Regions from separate parts of the Mus musculus genome. Here region 2 is linked to region 1. A link is a loop called in an ENCODE intact Hi-C map of the cell type or tissue named here. Cell type or tissue: left cerebral cortex. All regions are shown on one strand. Links, peaks and the distances in the headings refer to the core of each region. The heading gives the core; the rest is flanking DNA. Region 1 holds the start of Siae (sialic acid acetylesterase). Region 2 has its middle 24 kb from the start of Robo3.

Region 1 (10,808 bases), core at 876-8,875:
AGCAGCCTTTTTATCCCTAATCTGTACCAATCCCTTCTTATTTTTAACTAAGGCATTTACAAGAAAAATTAGTTACCCAGTTATAATCCTAAATTAGGAGAGACAAAAATACACATAGATTAAATTTCAAGGATAGTTAGTTGACAAGGAAAAAAAAAAAACAGAAAACAGAAATTCTCATTACACCATCCAACTGTCAATATTACCGTAATCTAATCTTTCTGATTTACACAGCACCCTGAACTAACTTGCAATTATCCAATCGCATGTAAGCACAGGTTCAGAAAATCATTTCTAATCTGAATCTTTCTTTTACTAAGGGTCACCCTTGCCATCTATCGCTAACAAGTATCAACACAGTCAGTGGCACTGGGTTCTGCCATCAGTGCACAGGTGCACGGAGACACATCAACAAGTAGCAGTTAGCATATAAATTGATCTCAGTGAAAAGGACATTTTAGCTGGCTCAATCGAATATTTCAGAGTGACATACAAGACTTGAGGTTCTGCGACACCACTAAGAAATGAGAAGCCATGAAAGACCCTATTTTAGACATTCATAGCTTGCTTCCTAGAAACCACACCTCCCATTGCCCTTCTTCTCAGCCACTGGATCACTGCTGTCAACCTCATACACAGAGACTTAAGACAAAAAAAAGAACCAGAAAACGTGAAAATACTGGAGCAGTGAAACAGGAGCCTAGAAAAGGCAGAGAAAAACAGTTTAACACAAAAATGTCAAACATAATCTGGCTTATCTATTGCCATCAGATCAATGTAAATCCAAAGGGAAAGAATGAGGAGACCAGGAGATGGAGCATTGTAATGTTATTGCCCTAACCTATGAGAAGAAATAATTATAGAAATACCATCTGAGTGCATACTCCATGCTGGACACTGTCCAAGGTTCCTCCCAGCCAGCAACAACTAAGCAGAAGCAGGAAATGTCCAGATGAGCCCTTGCAAATTAGTGAAAACTGAAGCCTTAAAGGTTGCCTGGAGTGGTGGAGGAAATATCTAAACGTTTGGTCCTCTGAAGAGCGGTACTAGCTGAGCCTGGAGCTCTGCCTCCAGAAGGTCGGCTAAACCCAGGACCATGCGCTCACGATTGCATTTCTCTGACCAATAAGCCAGGCATCAGCATATAAAATGCAAAATTCAACCTAAACCAGAAAAATCACTGTTTTGGAAACAGTGGGCAGCTAGGACAGATTGTGTGGCACAGGTGTGATGTGCTCCGTATGGCTCACACTTATGAACAGGCAGACGTTCCAATCTGTCCTAATACAGGCTTGCCAAGGTCTTTCCAGGCTTCCTGCACTGACACACCTTACTGAGGCTCCGTCCTTCTGCCAGAAGCACTGCTGATGTGTGCTGATGGGGTCAACTGCCAGAGAACCTAACACAGGACTAGTTCTCAGCCTCCTGTGTTCATCTAGTGCATTCAGAGCTATTAATTGGGTATTTTCCCTTAGCTTTTTCAATACACATGGCTAGTGACAAAAACTCTCCCTAGCACTTCCAACAAGTGTGCACATCTATGGTGGTTTGAATAAGATTGGCCCCCAAAGGCGCATATATTTGAATGCTTACGGAGAGGAATTAGGAGGTGTGGCCTTGTTGGAGTAGGTGGAGCTTTGGAGGAATTGTGTCATTGGGGTTGGACTTTTGGGGTCTCAGTGTTCAACAAGGCTCAAGTCTCTCTCTTCCTTCTGCCTACCAACCTAGATGTAGACCTCTGGGCTCCTTCTCCAGCATCATGTCTGCCCATGTGCTACCATGCAGCCGGCCATGACGACAATGGATTAAACCTCTGAACTTGTATGCCAGCCCCAAGTAAATGTTTTCCTTTATAGAGTTGCCATGGTCATGTGATCTCTTCAAATAAAACCCTAACTAAGACAATGTCCAGCAACAAAAAGACAGGAAAGAAAATTGGCAAAGCAGTGGCACCATTTCACTACAGCCAGAAAAATGAATGAGCTCCTGGTAGGACCTAGAACCTCAGGAAAGCTGAACCTGGAAAATGAGTCTTGATTCCAACATCTTTTGTACCAGAAAAATTTGCCTTCAACTTCTCAAAAAGCTTCCTTCTTGGCTAGCTAGCCTAAGGTCTTTTGGTTCCTAGCATTTTTCCACTCCCATTTAAGAAAAAGAAAAATATGCCCTGACACAATGCTGTAAAGCAGGAGAAACTTGCACTGTAGAGAATTCACTGATGGGCACAGGAGCTCAAGAGATAACTCATACAAGCCCTATGATGTCTTAGACCAAGGGCAAGGGTGGGATTGGAAAGTCAGAAGCCACCATGTTCCATGAGGAGCGTTAGTCTTTGTTTGGATAGTCAGTTCAGAACAGGGTGCATGGTGATGAGCATGCCATGGGGCACTTAAGAGCTTTTAGAATGTTAGCCCATCAAGACTACTAGGATGAGCTCAAATAGTAATTCTAAGTCCCCAACCATAAAGCTCACCGTCACTGATTTCAGCAGCATCCAATGGGCTTGCTGCTGGTTCTTGGCCTTCTGAGCCACAGCTGCTCTGGTCCTGCCTTATGAACAGTAGTCGTTTGTTCCCTGTTACCTCTTTGGCCAGTCCAGGCCCAGGTTTCTCTAAGTTTTCATTTCACTGTATTCAAACCTCTGTGTTCTTACATTTTTTCTTCTACCATCTAGGAAGATCAATCTCCTGCCGTCGTTTTACCACTACTTAGCCTACAAACATTTTGCCAAGCATTTCATCGAGTAAATGACAACAATGAACTCCAACCCTGGCCTACCCTGATAAGAAGGCCATGCTTCATGTTTTCACATGTTAAGAGCATGTCTGGTTGTTTGCCTCTGACAACTGATTTATATAGTACAGCAAAAGGCATACACAAAGAAAGAGCTGTCTGTCTCTCTTTTCTCTCTGGCTTCCCCAGTTAACTCAAGATGTAAACCACAACCACAAGAACGAAATAAAAATAATTTGTTCAGAGACATGATTAGTCATAAAGCACTTTCTTGCTTTTCTTCTTATTAATCAAATCAAATGTTATCTTTTTCAGGTTATTGTGATGAATATCAAGAAGGGGAGGGGGTACCCATGGCCTTTATCTTCCTAAAAAGAAAACCTAGGGCTCACAAGAAACAGCTTTCTTCACCTCTCCACACAGAACCCTGACTTTTCATCAGCTAAAACATGATCCTGTGGCTTTCAAATGTGGCTTGAAGGTGAAGGATGCCTTAGTGCTCATCCCTTACCACCTACATTTATTTTATAGCTTACAGTTCAAATATACCACCACCAAACAAGAATGAAGTAAAAAGTAAATGCTTTATATGAGTAAAACTGCTTATGAAAATGATAAAAGTCATAGCATGTTGTGGCAGATACACCTTAGGGTGGGTTCTAAAGTTATAGTCTTATATTATTCTTGCTCCTCTGGAACAAACAGAATCTGTAACTTGCATTCAATAGTTCTACATCAGAGGAGAGGGGAAATGTCCCTCTTGAGACTTGGTTATATTATATGGGGAGGAAGGAGTAAAGTCTACGGCATCTCCGTCACAATGACTATCATTAAGAAAACAGGTGACACCCGATCCTGGTGAGGATGTAGGGAAGGGGAACCTTTATTTACTACCAATAGAAATATAAACCGACTACACATCTATGAAAATTAATGTGCAGCTAGCCTGGTTTACAGAGCAAGTTCCAGGACAGCCAGAGACACACAGACAAATGTTGTCTCAAAAACAACAACAGAGGATAAGTCAGGCAAGGGGTGGGGGAAGGGCAGGGGAGTGAATATGAACAAAATACAATGATACATACGTGTGAAATGCCAATAATTAAACCCATTAATTTCATATGCTTTCAAAAGTAGACTGGGGATATAGCTTAGCAGACAGAGTACCTGCCTAGCATGTTTAATTCAGTCCCCAGTACTATGTAACCTGGGTGGGGTGGTTCATTCCTATGATCCCACCCTTTAGGGAATAGAAGTAGAAGAATCAGAACTTCAATGAAATTCTCAGCTACAAGAAAGAAAAGAAAAGAAAAAAAAACCTAGGCACTAAGCATAGGAAGTTTTGGAATTCTTCACATTCAGTATATCTCACAGATCACAAAGAGAGGCTGGAGAGATGGCTCAGCTGTTAAGAGAACATGCTGCTCTTGGAGTAGACCTGAGTTTAGTTCCCAGCATCTACTCTTCTACGTTTTTATCCCTTCCTCAAAGAGACCACTTTATTCTCACCTTGAACCTTCATCCTCACAGCTACACTCCCAGGTCAAGGCCTCATCATGTGTATCTGGATATCATAAGAGCCTCCTAACAGCTCTATCAACCCTATCTGATGACTGCCAAACTCTATCAGTCTGCTCCTGTGCTTTTATGCTTAAAGTCTACAGATCCAGGATTTAAATGCTTTAGCAGAGATAAACAAGCCGCCATACTGGCCCTTCTCCTGTCACCTACCATCAGTCACTTAGCCCAGTGTCCCAGACCAACCTACCTACACGGGATTTCTCCAGTGTTACTGATGTACCTGTGTCTATGTCTAGGACGTTTTCTCTTTCAAAACCAGCCTTAAATTAAGTCCATTACTCTACTACCTTGCTAAGCTCTCTCTCTCTCTCTCTCTCTCTCTCTCTCTCTCTCTCTCTCTTTCTCTCATACACACACACAGAGTCCTTCTTTACTATTGCATATCTCAAAGAACTATGAGTGTTCTTTATTTTCCTGCCTCCTCCCCTAACCTTCAGGCTTCACTAAGGGAGAGGCTCCATCTGTTTTATTCATCACTTTATCATCAGTACCTAGCACAGTATCTAGCACACAGTAGGTACTCAATAAATATTTGAATTACTGAATAAGTAATAGTAGCAGTAGTGGTAACAATAATGGCCAAACAAGTTAATGTGACAAGCACTGTTCCAACTACTTTATATGCATTTACTCCTCATAATAATCCATTAAGAATTCGTACAACCCCCCCAAAAAAACAAACTGTCACAGATATATTTAATATATTCTTAAATTACATACCTAAAAATAACAGACAGAATCAGAACTCTGACAGTAAACTAAAAATTCAAGTTCTTCACAAGATCACCAAATTGACTCTCTTTTCAAATTGCTTGTAGGACTTATTTCAACTTGTGTGTGTGTGTGTGTGTGTGTGTGTGTGTGTGTGTGTGTGTGCCCAGAGTACCCCTGGAGCTGGAGGTTACACAGAATTATAAGTCACCCTATGTGCATGCTAGAACTAAACCCAGGTCCTCTGCAAGAACAGCAAGAGCTCTTAACCTCTGAGCCACCCTCTCACCTCTAGACTGCCTGCCTCAACTATCATCTTCTGTGACAACTTTCCATAGCAACCAGACTGAGGTGGATGTCTTCTCTAGCTCTTGGAAGTCCACAGATATTTTATGTGTTCATCCAACGACTACATAATTTGTTCTGTTCAATGAGCCCCTTGGTGAAGGGAACTTTGAGCCTTGTTACCATTTGTGGTATCTTTAGTGTTTACCCACATAGTATCTCAAATAACTCTTATGGATGGATGGGTGGATGGATGGATGGATGGATGGATGGATGATGGATGGATGGATGGATGGATGGATGATGGATGGATGGATGGATGGATGATGGATGGATGAACAGATGGATGGATGATGGATGGATGGATTGACAACTTGAGGGGGAGCCATAAGCATTCATTTTCAGATAATCCAGCAGGTGGCAGAAGAGGACAATAACTGAACAGAGAATGGGCTGCCTTACCTTTCACACTGGTCACTTTCTTCATGATGGTTTCCTGACCTTGGCACAAGGTCACTGTCACTGTGGCTCCAGGTGTACCAAAGCCCCAGATCACAGCCCCTGAAGGCTCCTTCTGCAGCACCATGTAATTATCGATGTATGAAGCAAAGCGAAAACCAATACCTATAAATATCAACAAGCACTTAGGAGAACATAATCAGGAGATTCAGCATCATGTGGATCCGGTAAAAGGAAGTAACATATAGTCCCTATACTAAAGAATATGAGCCCACTTAAGCCTTTTAATCTTCCAAAACCGGGTCCAGTTGCTCCAGATTAAATAAACAACATAATAAGAACAGTTTCCAACAATATGTATCACAGCAGAACATGACCATTAAGAGAAACTTAGAACCCAAGATAACAACTAATGTACATGCTCTCCTTCCTTCCCCTTCACAGTTCTTGGCCAACCCTTGCTCTAAAACTTGGCTCTAGAATTTAACATTCCTCTCTCAAGTCACTAAAATGAACCTTCCATGCACCTCACAGATGGTGATGATAAGAAAAACAAGGCACTTCCTTCCCTAACTCTCCATCACTGTGCCCACTCCTAGTAGCTCATAGGTCCTCTAATGTTGCTGTACCCATCTTTGGCTCCTCCTCTCCATCCTATCAATGCCAAACCCCTTCAAGTGTTTTCTCTTGAGGGTTTATTTTGTTGTTGATGATGATGTAATTTTGTTGATTGGTTTTGTTTGTTGCTTTTTGTCTTTGATGACCTGGTTTACCACACTTACGACTGTGAAAATGTTTCCTTTCCAGTAAGCTCAGATAAGTCAGGAGACAAAAATACGATCGTGGAGAGACAGAAGGTTAAAAATCTCTGAGAAAAAGTCTTGTCACCATTTCACAAGCAAAGAAAAGAGGAGGCACACTTGCATATTGGATTCTGTGCTAAGAATCACTAACAAGACTGAATAAGAATTCACTTTAACGAGATCTTTTCTATTTTTAACTCATAGCCTATATCGGAGAACTTTTTAAATAACAAGCATTGATCCAAATGATCCCAGTGAGCTCATAGAAATTTAAGTAGGAAAATCATAAAATCATCCCAATTTGTCTCAGCAGGGGAGAGTTTTTAAAAATCCTACAAAGAAAATATTTTACAAAATTAAGGGCTTTTTGGTTTGTTTTGGTTTGGTTGGTTTTTGGTTTTTTGTTTTTAATAAAAGTGATAGACAGGGAAGAGAATTAGAATTAACAAAGCTGACATTTTCCTTGCTGAAAGCTACAAAAGATGGCAGGCCCCTTAGGCTATACTTAACAGGGCAGTCGAGCTAATGGGGGTCCCCTCACAAGCTTGGTGGCCTATTAATACTGCTTTTTAAGTTACAGGCTAACCCTAAAAATCCTCAGTTTTCTTTCTCACTCCGGAGCTAGTTCGATCAGGAAGCCTACATGGCAATCAAGGATTATCCGGAAAGCTTAACAACCTCAAGAAGCATGTACCATGAGCAAAATACTCTGGAACCACAACATCCCAGAATTGCATAAGCAGGATGGCAGCCTGCTGGGGAAACCGGGAGGCATATGTGTGGGAGGGCCCTGTCTTGGGTAGATACAGAACAAAAGCTGAAAAGTAAACGCATAAATAAGAGCTAAGCAAAGAGAAGACTTGAGTTGGAAGAACAGAGTGAAGAAAATATTCCTTACATGGGCAACAATGTTGCAGTCCATAGGATGGGGAATGCCTTCCCAAGCCCTTCTGTGTTTGCCAACATTCAGTTATAGAAGCTCTTTGTGAATGGATTTATGGTGAGAAAAAAAAAATTTAGAGGTGGAAATTATCTTTATAATAAACGTGTTAATTGTGTTACTACCGATGAAGAGATATAACCTAACCACATTACCCATCAAGGGACTAGAGCACAAATAGATTAAGCAATTTTAAAGAATAATTAGAACAGCTATGAATTCAATGAATATCTCTTTAATGATACCTAGTACTTTACACATTGAGACTGCAACCCTGGAAGGAAAAATAATTCCAATAGTAGATAAAAATTCTTGCTGCCAAGGATCTTACAATCTACTAGGAGCTTACTCGTGTAGCAGAGTTCTTAAGAAAGAAGACAGTAATGTCCTTGACAGGCCTCAGAAGGTAGTTTATGACAGAATGAGAATCAACGTCATCTAATTCCAAAGGAATTGCAATTTCATTTTTGCTGTGAGGATAATGGTAATGGGACCACAAATTCCTAGCACTCCAGCCAAGAGCTTTATCACTGAGCTATATTCTCATCCCCCCCCCCAAATTTCATTTATTGACAGTCTATGGATGAGGTCCACTCTTTCAGTGATACAAAGAAAAGAAGGGTGGGTGGCTCCAGCAGTAACCTTTTACTTTAAGTGAATAGATTCCTATCTTTTGATATCTCCATGCAGAGGGCAATGTCCAGCTCAGGTTAGTCAGATGACAAGCTCTGACCTGCACAATGGCCAGTGTGAAATAGCTCCCTCTCCAGTGTGATGAGTCTTACCCCTCCACTAGTATCTCTTAGGCTGTATCAAAATTCAGAGCTGAACCTTAAATTATTCTGAGCTAGTGAGGGGGTTGTATTTCTTAGCCCTAATAACCACTTAGAAACTAGTAAAATTTAATTCCCTCAAGGCACCCATCCCGACAGAAGCCCTCCCCAAGGGCACTACTGAGGGGGCAGGTGTTGAAGTATTTTGGATGACTCAGACACCTGTTTCCAAATATTATCTAACTAAGCTTCGCCCCCTTCTCTTTGAGCTCTCCTCAAGGCTTCGGTCTGGGGACTCTGGAGCCTATTCCAATGGGTAAACCGAAGTCTCTCCCTGCCTCCTATGCTGCAAATGAGGTACCCTGCATGAAAAAGGCAGTAGATGGGCCCAACAGTACCTTGAGCCAGAACTAGGTGCGAAAAGTCCAGTTCTGACTCAAACCAGACCTTTAAAGGGGACGCATGCCATGATCCTGCAGAAGATCTGAAAGGCAAGGGTCCGGCACAGCTGTGACACCTCACCTGCACTTCTGCTGACTCGCGCGATTATGAGCAGCACTATCCCAAACACAGGCCCCGGGGAAACCATGTTTGTGAAGATCCTGATTAACCCGCCGAATTCAGGAAGAGCCCCTATGCGGGGGCGGGGACAGGGCAGAGGCGTGGTCTTGCGTAGTGGGCGGGGCCTGGGAGGGTCTACCTATCGGGCCCCACCCTCAAGCCTTCAGTACGCGAAACCATCAGCGGCGCGGCGCGGCGCGGCGCAGGGCGCTCCCCTCCCGGCCTCCGTAGTTAAAAAAAAAAGAAAAAAGAAAAAAGAAAAAAAAAAACGGTTACCCAGCAACGAGATAAAACACTGGAACCATCCGCACCAGCTTGAAGAGAAAGAAGAGGTGAGGCAGTTTCCCCCACTCCCTCTCCAATGTGGAGGCTTCGCCATTTTCCTTCGTGCCGTAGTCTCTCCGCATCTCCAATACTCCCGCAACTCCTGGACCAGACAGAGAGCCTGGCAAGCCCTTTCTCGGAGAATCTGGAACGCTAGGTCTTTGGCGTCCCGCCCACGGTTTGACCTGCTTCCCCTCGACAGCCTGTCCTCCCCCGCCCGGTTCAGGGCTTTACACAGCTCTCAAGATTCGATATCTAATCTGCTGTTTGTGGCCAAAAGAGAGAAAGGGAAGAGACTCCACAGGTTAGGCCTTGTTAAACCTCTAGTCCTCCAGCCTCGACCCCAACCAGCGCCGCCTTTGTGCTTCTTGGGGGAGGCAGAGGGAGCACACGCCCAGACCCGAAGCTCTCTTTTCTCAATAATCAAATCCTATGTCAGCCACCTTTAAGCCAGTCCTCGAATAATAAGATAAAAGAAGGCCTGAGAAAACCAGAAAATAAGATTCCCCAAACATCAAAAGCTGACTCCCAAATACACGACCTCCCCTTTCACAATCCCTCATCAGAAAGCAGAGGCACTTGAGAACATGCTTCAAAAGTTGGGGCTGAAAAACAAGTGAAACTATTCAACAAATTATAATAATTTCTAGAACGACTAGATTTTTGTTTGCTTGCTTGCTATTTGTTTGATTTTTGGGTTTTTGAGGCAGGGTTTCTCTGTTTAGCCCCTGGCTGTCCGGAAACTCACCCTGTAGACAAGGCTGACCTTGAACTCACAAAGACCCACCTACCCTTGCCTCCCAAGTACTGCACTTGAAATAGTTTCTTCTCAGCAATGTAAAGGGGATTGTTTATACCAGCTTCTCAGCAATCATTGTCTCTTCAATACTGTGGGCTTGCAACATCTACCCTCACCTCTTAAGGACAGAAAAACAAAGTACTTAATCTAGTGAAAACTGTGGTTCTCTAACTTTGAAAATATGTATTTGTCTAATTTAATGGATCTGGATTTATGATACTATAATTCACAAAGCATAGTGTTTATCCACCAGGCTGGCTCTAATCGCCGCACTTGGGAGACAGAGGCAGGTAGATCTCTGAGTTAGAGGGCAGCCTGGTCTACATAGTTACAGAACAGCCAGAGCTATGTTGAGAGACTCTGTCTCAGAAAACAAACAAAATAGTTCAGTGGTAGAATTCAAAACTCTAGGAGAAAAGGATAGACGTGGTGGGGTGAATTTGGTGTTCATTTATTTAGTATGTGCATGTGTATGGGCACGGCCTCCATGATGTCGTCAGCCTATGGAAGTCAGAGAACATTTTGTGAGAGTCAGTTCACTTCGGCCACAATAGGATGTGCGTGGATTTGATTCAGATCTACTGAGATAGAGAGAGCACCAGGACCTAGATTGTGTGACTTTTTTCTTTTTAAAGTCCAAAATATGGTATGTGTGTTTGAGAAATGATTTGAGTCGTGATAGTGAGTTGGTTTGTGAAACTTGTGATTATATAATTTAAATTAGGCACTTTTTACTGAATCTTTAGGTACCATATAGGCAATTCTTTCCGAGGAGATGTCGATTCCTTTCTCCAACACCCACTACCGAATTCCACAAGGATTTGGAAATCTTCTTGAAG
Region 2 (10,808 bases), core at 1,778-9,777, 160 kb after region 1:
AAGCCACTTGCTTTCTCATCTAACGCTTCTTTCAAATAATTTTTAATTTTAAAGATTTTATTTCTTTATTATATATATATATTATGAGTACACTGTCGCTGCCCTTCAGACACACCAGAAGAGGGCATCAGATCCCATTACAGATGGTTGTGAGCCACCATGTGGTTGCTGGGAATTGAGCTCAGGACCTCTGGGAGAGCAGTCAGTGCTCTTAACCTCTGAGCCATCTCTCCAGCCCTTCAAATAATTTTTTAATGTAATTTTTATTTACTTTTTGTTAATTCCAGCATTACTTGTGATAAACCAATGGCCCTTTACCGATAATAATTTGACACTTTAGGGAATAATTGTCAGCAGATAGCTGAAACTCATCTCACCTTAAGAGTGTTTCAAAACAGCCAGAAGCAGCAGAGGGGGGACAGTCATACACATACACTGAATTGCTCTTATGTACTAAAACCTATGTTCATTTACAGGCAAAAATGTTTAGATCACATCTGTACTGCTCCGGTGACTGACGGACAAGTTAGAAAAATAAATCAGGCAGCTCTTGCTCCCTTTGTCCCTTTGAAAGGCTGTGGGGGTTTGTTTTTGTTTGCTGATAAGTTTTTTTGTTTGTTTGTGCTTTGAGACAGGCTATCCTGCTGTCCTGGACCAGGCTGACCTCAAACTTACAGAGATCCTCCTGTCTCTCAGGCCTGCTTTGAAAGGCTAAGGGCAAGAGTAAATTATGAATCTATTAAGAGACTCCTCCAAATTTCCAAATACAGACAGACAGACGCACGCGCATGCACGCGCACACCCTGCGGATCTTCCAGGCATTCGCTTGTGGATCTCTCCTTGAGAGTGAAGGTACCTCAGCTTTTCCAGGACTGAGTGCTTCTGCTTCCACCAATTTCAGAAGCCTAGATTGTTCCTTTCCAGCTAGACTAAGCTCTCACTAAGGATGCTATTACAACACCATTACCATACTAGTCACCCGGCAGCTCTTAGAAATTCAAATCTCCTGGCCCCTTCCCAGATGAAAAGAATCAGAAACTGTGGGTGTTCAGATGTCCAAGTGATTGGGATGCACACTGTATTTTGACCAGCACAGGCAGAAAGTCGCAGACCTGGAGGAGGCTGGGAGTGAGAGGGAAGGAAGCCAACGAACCCATCAGACAACCTAGTTACTTCCCCTGAGTGGTAGAGGGAACAAAACATCTCCAAATGGAAAAACACAGGGTCATCACAGAGGGCTTTTGCCAACTCCACTTGGCACTGTTGCTGTGAACATAATTTCCAAATTAGCCTTGGTGAGACAGGTTATGGTACTGTGATCTTTATACAGAGCCAGAGACTCAGACTTCATTTCATATTGCTTTAGAGAGAGACCTCCACAGTGTCCAGAATAAGTAACTGGGACTGTTTCTATCCCAGTATCCTTTTCTTCATCCCTTCAAGACTCATGGAAGACTCACCTCACTTCCCTATAGTGTGGAAGACTGGAAAGTGCCCCAATTCTGTCTGGAGACAGAATTGGCCCCATCAAGTCCCAGGGGCAACCAACCCTCCTTGCTCTGTTGGATGGTTGCAATGATACAGTATCATGGTTGCAATGCTACAGTATCATGGCAATATACTATAGCAAGTATTATTCCTTAGCATTTTTACTCTGTCTTCCTTGCCCATCCCACCATATCCTTTTTGTTTGTTTGTTTGTTTCTGCCTCCCTACTTGAGTTTCTAGCTTAAAATGGGCATTACACATCGAAACGCGCTTCTTCTATTTTTCCTGTTCTCTTCAGCTACTGTCAAAAAGCGACAGCTCAGGACCAGGGTGGCAGACTGTCACAGTCTCATCTGAAGAAACCACTCTTCAGGAAGAAAGTCGTAGCTGAATTCAGGCATCTCCCTTTTCCCTTCATGACTTCTTGCAGCTGTAAGGACACACAAAAAAGCACAGGACAGATGCGGGGGAGTGGGAGACAGGCTCCATATGTCCTAAGTCCGTGGTTACCTAGGTGTGGAGTCCGCGGGACTCAGCTGCTGACTAGAAGAGGGGCGTGGGCGCGGAGCGGAGCCCTCCCCCGCCGCCCCGAGCTGGGTGACTGACTGTCAGGACGCATCTGCTCCAAATTTACGACGCCTCCTCCGGCCGCGGGTGTCCTCTCTACGGCCTCTTTACCAAGTGCTGCCCCAGCTGAGGCCCCTCCCCCGGGGAGGGGGAGGCCACGCCCGTGCTTGCCGGCCGGGGGCGGGGAGCAGGTGTGAAGCGAGGGGCGCTGCGGCGCGCGTGGTCACCCTCCACCGCGCCGCGGAGACCCGGCCTCGCCCCGGCGCGCACACAATGGCGTGGGGCCAGTTGCCTAGCGGCTCATTACTTTGGCCCGCCGGGGAGCGGCTGATGGAGAAGGTGGGAGCCAAGAGCGCTGCCACCGGGTCGCTAGAAAGACAGCGGGGCCGTGGCGCGCGGGGATGATGAAGAGGTCTGCACCGGGGACCAACGGCCAACCGGAGGAGCGGGTCCTCGGCACGGCGCTGGATGGTGGGGCTGGGGAGGGACCGAGGCGCGCCTCTCGCTGTGCGGGGCGTCTGCGATGGCCCATTGTGTGTTGCCGCGCAATGTCAGCCTGAGCCCCACTGCCGCTCGCGCCGCGTGGGTGCAATTCTTTCTCTCAGCCGCCCTTTCTTCACTAAGTGAGCAGCCAGCGCCACAGACGCGTGTCTAGCGAAGGGGTTCTCCTTATATAAAGGAGTGCAAAGAGGAAAGAGACTGTACAGAAATCAATCGCATGGTGCTGGGGTTGGCTGGGTCTCTCAACCTGCCTTTCGATGAGCGGACTTTCCCTAGCTTCCCCTTTCCTCCCCAGCGCTCTGTCTCTCGAGTTTAACACCCCCTTTCTAGCTGCTGGGTCGCGGGGGTCCAGCCATTCCTTCATTTATTTATTCTCCTAGGCAGTAGATGGCTTTGGCCTCTGCAAGGGTGAAGCCTGGCTACGTGTACGTTCCACCTTTAATGCTAGGGTGAGAAGACAGCTTGGAGAGAAATGGGTAAAGAACTTAGGGGCCGGTTCTAGGTCCTTATCGTGTAGTGTCCCATGGCCAGGGACTCAGGTTGCCTTATTTAACTCTCCTCCCTAGAAAAGGACCTAAAAACGGACCAAAAAGGGTTTATGGGAGCAAGGTCTGGTAGAAAGGCTTTGAGTTCACTACAGAGGTGGATTGGATCAGATCCAATGTCACAGTCTGTCACAGCCCATGGACCAAATTTAAAGCACAGGCACGTTTTGGCCTATAAATGTATTCTATATACACTCTGTTATCCAGACTATTTTTTATGGGTAAGACAAACACACAAAATTAGAACCCTCAATATTCAGCTCAGCACTTATATATCTGATATCTGTCAATATCAATATCAACCCCGGCATCTGCTCGTGGTTTTGAAGCAAATATCAGAAACCTTACAACTTCTTCTGTAAATATTTCAATGCAGGAATCTTTTAAATAGCAGTAATGGGCCAATGAGATGGCTCTACGGGTAAATGTGCTTGCTGCCAAACCTAAGATATGATTTTAATTTGAACCCCAGACTCACAGAGTTGAAGGAGAAAAACCAACCCTCCTCACAAGTTGTCCTCTATCCTTCACAGGTGAATTCTAGCGCATGCTCAGTCCCACACATACATGCACAGATTGCACTAAAACGTTTTAAATAAAAATAAAGAGCAATAGGATTAGCATATCTAAAATAACAATCCTTTATCTAAAAATCTGATGATGGATTATCTTTAGAGAGGATTCCAGCTCACAAGTGAAAAGGAAATCGTGGAAAGGAAAGTCTCAATTTGTCCATCTCCAATGGAAGAGTGCACATATTCCACCACTGTTCCCGCTGTCTTATTCCCATCAGTGTACAGACTTAGACCCAAGTGACTATATACAGTGTGTTGTCTCTTTTAATCTGCCGTCCTTCCCATCCCTTAATTATTTTTTTTCCCTCTGTACAATTCATTTGTTGGGGAAAGCAGGTCATTTGTTCTGTGGAGTTTCCAGTCTGGGTTCTGTTGAATGTATCCCTGCGGTGTCATTTCACATGTTTTTCTGTCCCTATTATTTCCTGTAAATTGGCTGTTAGATATAGAGTCGTGATCAATTAACGCTTGATTCCCCCCCCCCTCCAGAATACGTCATAGGCAATGTGTCTCCGTCTATCAGGAGTAATGCTAATGTCTGCTGCTCTGCTTTGTCGTTATATGAGCATCCAGTGACAGTGATCACCAAGGTTCATTATTCACGGGAGACAGCTAATTCATGGCATTCTGTCTCTATCATTTCCTCATTATGAGCTGAGATACTTTTCTAAGGTGAGCCTGCCTTCAAGTATTTGTTTATCCTGCTTTGAGTAAGAAAGGCAAGACAAATGTTTGGCTTGAACTCTCTCTGCAAATCAGGCTGGTCTCGGAGCTCCACCTGCCTCTGCTTCTCAAGTGCTGGGACTAAAGGTGTGCACCATCATACCTTGCTTACTTAGTATTTTTGAAATAACCAGGTTGATTTGTTGGCATCTCCTAAAGGTAAATGATGCTTTTTAAGTTTAATCCAAGCCAAACCAAAACCTACCCAAATGGGTGGCTGGGGTTTAGCTCAGTGGTAGAGCATTTGCCTGGTATTTGATAGGCCCTAAGCTTTGTCACCAGAACTGGAAAAAAAAAAAATAGCCAAAAGAAAAACATCATTACAGTTGAGACTTAAATAGAGTTGAAGTGTTTTAGACTCGGTATGTGTTGACTGCTACTTTAAAATGAGATTCCACTAAGCTAAAGTGTCTGTTCTTTGTCCCTTTTCCAGGAGATTAGAGCAGGCTTTGCCTGAGGGGCACCATCCCTCCAGTGGGTACTTAATCTTGCCTGGGTCTTTTCTATCTCTTCCTTGGGTTGTTGCAGCTGTGTGTGTGTGTGTGTGTGTGTGTGTGTGTTGGTCAGCTAGATACATTCCAATGTTCTCACCTTATAAATGATTAAAAACTGATACAATAACTTACCTAACCCGGCCTGGATGGAAGTATCCTGGCTACTTACCAAGAGCAAAAGGAAGATTGGGGTTGGGGGCGGGGAGGAGTGGCCTGTGCCTTACCTTCTAGTTGAGCTGAGCCAGGGGCCTAGGAACATCTCAAGAAAATCTTCTCGATTCCAGGAGCATGCTTTGCAGAAGAACACTGGGCGTATTCCAAACGCTTCTCTCTGTTACCTCCCACACCCAGTCACCTTGCTTGCTAATTAGCCTCCCTGCCTTCATTTCAGGCCCCTCCCATCCACCCTCTGCACAGAGGTTTTCCAAAATATTACTCTTAATGGTTTTAAAATCCACCGCTAACTCATCATTGCCTTTATAGTACATCTAAATAGAACTTAGTACTGTCTTCAAGGTCTTTCTGCCTTCTACCCATTCTGTCACCTGGGCATGACCAGCTACACTGAATTGTGGTCCAGCTCTATACACACTGATCTGTGTAGTTTTACCCTTTCTATTAGCCCTTAGCTTTTAATTCCTATTTACAGGTTAAGACCCACTTCAAGGCTTGAAATTAAACTCTGTTTCTGACCTGCCTTGGCAGGCTGGGATTCAGCACACCAACCACTTTGCCTGCCTTTCCACAGCACAGTGTTTTCCTTAAATAGCACCTTGCTACTGGTGGCCTTTTACTTTGTTTGGAGATTTAAGTGTGTTTGGGCCCATGCTCCTAACCAGAGCTATGTCTGTATGTTCAACACTTGGAGGATGTGGCGAGTAAATGAAGTCAGATGAAAAAAATGGGTTGGTGGAGTTTTGTGCAGAGGGGATCTTTGAAGCCTTACAAAGGGGAGAAAAGACTCCACGGTGGCTCCTGGACAGAAGCCCGAGAGACACTAGGATTCCTTGTGATTGATATGGCATCCTGGAAACAGCCCAAACTCGAGCTTTTGGCTGGGTAACGCCTGGCCCTACCTGAGTTCAGCCATCCTTCAACCAGTGTGTGGATCTGTGGGTCTGTGTGTACCGATGTAGCTCCGCGCCCGCCAACCCCTCCTTCCTCCCGCTGGGAGGATAATTAAAGCGCCAAACGGCGGAGCGGGCGGGCAGTGTTCCCGGGGGCGCATTTCATCGGGGCTGATTAATGAGGCCGGAGAGTTAATGAGGAGAAAGCTAAACGGTGGAGCTGAGCAGAGGAAGCCCTCTCTGCAGCCCTGGAGGGGAGCCCTCCGAAGGCATCTCCCTCCCTCTTCTCAGCGGCAGCGGTAGTAGCGCCAGCCACATGGTGTCCCTGGCTCCACTCTCAGCTTTGACTCAGGGGAGGGGGAGTGCTCTTACCACAGCCAGCCTCAATGGAGAAGTCATTTTGTCCTTCCACTGCGGATGCTGAACAGAACCTGACCCTGCATCTAAAACAACAAAGGACGTCTGGAGAGCCCACTTTTATTTTCTTTATGGGAAACTTTGAACCTAGGTCTCAGACCACCTGCAGATTTCACTCCTGGCCAGAGCTGAGAAGCAGCTCTGCTATCATCGACCCAGCGACCTCGGGCAGGTTTAGTCCTGTGAGAGACTAATGCACCTGTAAACCCGTGTCATACTCTAGCATGCTAAACATGCCTTGCTCTTATCTGGAATGGATAATAAGAACTTGGTGTGTAGTTCTCACGTATTCTTCCCATCTGCTTTCGGGAGCAGACTCTAACATTAATACCTTGATCCCACAGATTAGGGCACTGAAACTGGGAACCGTGACATATAGCCCGCCGTCATCCAATTTAGCTACCTGTCTGCTGTGATCCAGTGACTCAGCACTTAAGCAGTGGAGCTGGTAACTGAGTGCACACAGCCATAGTTATCAGATTCTTCATTCTTAGCATCCGGTTACATATAGTGCTGTTCTCAAAGTGACTGTCGGGGATGGAACCCTCAAACAGAAAGAGAATAGTGATGATCATCTTTCCAAGAGTCTGTTTTTGGCCCTTAACCTGTGCGAGTCTGCATGAGATGGCTCAGTAATCAAGAGTGTTTGTTGCTCTTGCAGGACTGGAGTTTGATCCCTAGCATCCATATTGGGCAGTTCCCAACCTTATGTGACTTGAGTTCCAGGGGATCCAATGACCTCTTCTGGTTCCTGCGGATCCCAACAATCACACACTGGCTCGTTCCCGGGGTGGGGGGGAGGGGAGGAGGTGAGAAGAGGGGGAGGGCGAGGGGGGAGAGAGAATATATATATATATATAAAAGAATGGCTTGAGATCAATCAACTTCCAACACAGAGTGAATGAATTAGGGATTCGCTGACTCTTGAATGGGTATCTTCTGCTGAATCAAGGACACTGGAGCTACTCAGGTCTACAGAAAACAAATCTATCTGCCCCTTCTTGTCAGACACTAAATGAACCCTGAAAACTTCATCCTTGCTGATGCTACACACACACACACACACACACACACACACACACACACACACACACACACACAGTGAGAGCCAGCAGCACCTACAAAAAGGGAAGCATCAATAATTTTCTCCAAAGGAGCTTGAGTCTAGAGAAACCAATATTTAACATCCCCATTTACATTTAAAGCGTGGTTCTGATTATGAGATGGTAATGAGGGGATTAGCTAGAGGAGAGCTCCCTGCTTGCCGCCCTCTCCCATTATTTCCAACACCTCTCCCTCACCAGGCAGGGTGGGCTTACTTCTGGAAGAGGAGTGTGGGAGAGGGGGTTGGGCCCTCCCACAGGGAGAACATCCGAAATGCCAGAGCAGGGCCAGGGCCCTTCAAGACCCATGTGAGAGCCCCTTATTCATGTCTGGAATCAATTAGCCCAGGAGAGGTGATGGGTGAGATGGGAGGCACCTGACTTTGGTCCTTCCTAGTCACCTCCCCTTGTCCCCCATCTCCCCGAACGATCTCTCTCCTGTGGGATTCTGCATTGAATTCAGGGTAGCAAGTTCCTTATTTTATTCCTTGCTAAGATGAAAAGCAGAAGTTTTTGTTTTAAGATGTTAAGATTATCTTAGGACCCCACACAGTGGTGTATGACCATAAGCACAGGACTTGGAAAGTGGTGGTAGGGAGATCAGGAGTTCAAGGTCATCCTTGGCTACATAATGGATTTGAGGCCTGCCTGAGCTTATTACATAAGGCTTTGTCTCAAAGAACTGAAATCAAAACCAAAGTATGGGATGGGAGAGAAAAGAGGAAGAGAGAAGACAGGAGAGCATGACACCTCAGCCTGGTTCCTCTGTCTAAATCCCCTGCCTCTCTGAAATGATGCCCTCTCTCTCCTTGTCCAAGGTTAAAAGACCTTGCCTTTTAACCAGGCTGCAGTTTACCTCTGGCTCTTCCAATGAGGCAAGCAGTGGGGATGGAGATCACCCAAGGGGGTCACCCATCCAGAGGCCCCGTTTGTTGGTGGACAATAGTGTTCAGACAGGATAATTCAGTGTGTGATTGTGGTCACGCCCCCCCTTTTGTGCCCCTTTCAGAGCCAATCTCCCAGGCCCAGATGGGTTAATCCATAATGCAGACGAGCAAGTAATTGGCTGTCAGCCCAGCCCCCTGAACCCCCTCCCTATTAGTGCCACTACCCTAATGAAGCCCAGCTTGGAGGGCCCCCTTCTCAATGAGGTGCCGGCCCCAACTCAGTCAGACACACATGTGTCTCCGCTGCTCTGCCTGAAGCCTGGCTCCCTTTAGGGACTCCCAGCCCAGCCTCCCCGGGGTGACCCAGCTGCCAGGGTTGCAGCAGCCTTGGGGGGAGGCTGTGATGGATGGGAGGGAGTTAGTTAATAGAGCCCAAAACACATGGGCCCTGTCTCTGCACACATTGCTCCCCTCCCTGACACTTCTGCAGTGTCCTCTGGCAGCATCCTTCATCTCTTAAAGGTAGCCCCATGGAACAGTCCCCAAACTTATGTCCGACATGTACAATGCTGAAATACAGTTTAAATGGGGTTGATGAAGATGCTTTCTTGGACACTGGCCCAAGTCATTGCTACATAGCCCATCCACAGTCTTTGCCAAGTTAAGTCCTCATGTTAGTTTTTTTTGTTTGTTTGTTTTGTTTTTTCCTTTTTCCGGAGCTGAGGACCGAACCCAGGGCCTTGGGCTTGCTAGGCAAGCGCTCTACCACTGAGCTAAATCCCCAACCCCCCTCATGTTAGTTTTGACCAGAGGTGAATGTCAGGGATCCACAGTCTCTTTCTTAACCAACAGCTTTTTTTCTCTTCACAGTTTGACCTCCCCTCTCTGTCTCATGACCATAATTCTATTGCCACTCTCTTCCAAACCAATTCCTCAGCTCCAAGGCAGGACCCGCACCAAGCCCAGCAGAGGCGACCGACTCTACAGCCCAGTGCTGCTTGGCATAGCATATCAGGCTTGAATTCCCTGACTGGAAGCCAAGTGGGTGGACATTTGTTTAGAATTTCACAGAAGGCTGTTTTAGGGGATGTTTGCAAAAGGACCATCATTGTCTGACTCCCCACACTTACGTCCTAACCTCTTTGCTCCCTCCTTTCATTGAATGCAAAGGTAGACCATCATATCAAACCAAGGAGGGAAGGTGGTATGGTTGTTATTTGGTCTTGGGCAGTTCTCAAGTTGACCATTGAGGCAGAAGCTCTGCAGCCTGAAGGTTCTAAGCACACAAGCTGTCTGTCTCCTCAGCCAACTAGCCCTTTTATAAGTAATCTTTTAAAATTCTTTTCATTATTGATGTTGAAAATCAGGTCGGAGTGTGAGCATGTTTGACATATGCTTATAATCTCAGCATTAGATAAAGAGAGAGGTTTCTGAGTTCAAGGTCAGCCAGAGCTACATATTGAGACTCTGTTTCAAATAAGAAAAAGTGTGGGAAGGATGAAAAAGAAAAGGATACATTCTTTCTCACGTGATTCAACAGTTGCTTACACATTTGATTTCTTCTTTTCTATTTCTCTATGTATAAATCATTTAACATAATAAAATAGAAGTTTGTTTAGTGTCTACATACCAGGCATAGCACTTAATCATTTTTATACCTGCATTGTAATTGCAGATTCATTCCTGTTTCCTTCTCCTTTTTCAGTAGCAGGGCTTTTGTCGTGGGAAGGGTAAATCTTCTCATCATGGAGTATTTAGAGATAGGGGCCTGAGACTATCAATGTACAAATCCATAAGGGGTTCCAGTCACAGTAGGAAATCCCTTTGTGATTAAGCCTCCTGCTGATAAGTGCAAGGTGAAAGGGACAGCGGCAGGAGACTGAGGAAAGTCCAGCCCCCTTTGTGATGAGATGGGTGAACAACTCCAGTGCTGAAATAGCATCCCGAGGTTGCTCCTAGGAAATGCTGAATATGTATGAGCTATGCAATCAGGACTGAGGAGGTAAGGCTTAAAGAATAAACGGGGCTGCAGGGTGGGGGGTGGTCAATAGGCACGGAGAAGAGAAAAGGACAGGAGAGAAAAGGAAAGAAAAATATGTTTTCTACATAGTAACCTCTCCTTCTATTCCTTTGCTCTCTATGTAGATGGGGACCGAGGCTACAGCAAGGCTGGGCTTCTCGGGTTGTTCTTCTCTGTGGGGAGCTCGGAGAGATTTTTGGAGTCACCTTTATGCTAAGGATTGAGCTTCTGGAGAGCCAATGGAAAAGAACACCTCATGGTGTGAGAAACCAACAGGGAGTAAAGGGTCCCTGTTGATTCTGGAGCTAAATCTGGCATTCAAGGAGAATAGGAAAACAAAAAACAAAAACAAAACAAAACAAAACAAAACAAAAAAACTATGAACCCATAAGCAACAACAAAGCATGAACAACTCTCAGCT

What was found. A loop is a pair of places that touch in the nucleus more often than their neighbours do. Peaks named below come from ENCODE experiments on the same cell type or tissue, not always from the same donor. Only the 100,000 strongest peaks of a DNase experiment are listed, where the experiment ranks them.
Region 2: it touches region 1 in a loop (7-fold over the local background); 33 of 42 quality-filtered maps call a loop at or near these places.

What each region holds. Positions count from the first base shown.
Region 1 is chr9:37,611,926-37,622,733 of GRCm38, reverse strand. Siae (sialic acid acetylesterase) reads right to left here and starts at 8,913. Exons shown (of 10, transcript NM_011734.4): 1 at 8,808-8,913; 2 at 5,773-5,934. The coding sequence starts at 8,874. It overlaps Spa17 (sperm autoantigenic protein 17), which reads left to right and starts at 9,014. Exons shown (of 5, transcript NM_011449.2): 1 at 9,014-9,178; 2 at 10,716-10,808. The coding sequence starts at 10,745. In left cerebral cortex, for the core only: a CTCF peak has its summit at 5,738 (motif pointing right); DNase peaks (open chromatin) are centred at 1,217, 5,831, 6,251 and 7,326; H3K4me3 peaks cover 498 bases; H3K27ac peaks cover 4,041 bases.
Region 2 is chr9:37,452,069-37,462,876 of GRCm38, reverse strand. No RefSeq gene overlaps it. Among named protein-coding and RNA genes, the nearest start is that of Robo3, 24 kb to the right of the region's middle. In left cerebral cortex, for the core only: a CTCF peak has its summit at 6,276; DNase peaks (open chromatin) are centred at 2,067, 2,586 and 6,176; H3K4me3 peaks cover 1,907 bases; H3K27ac peaks cover 1,432 bases.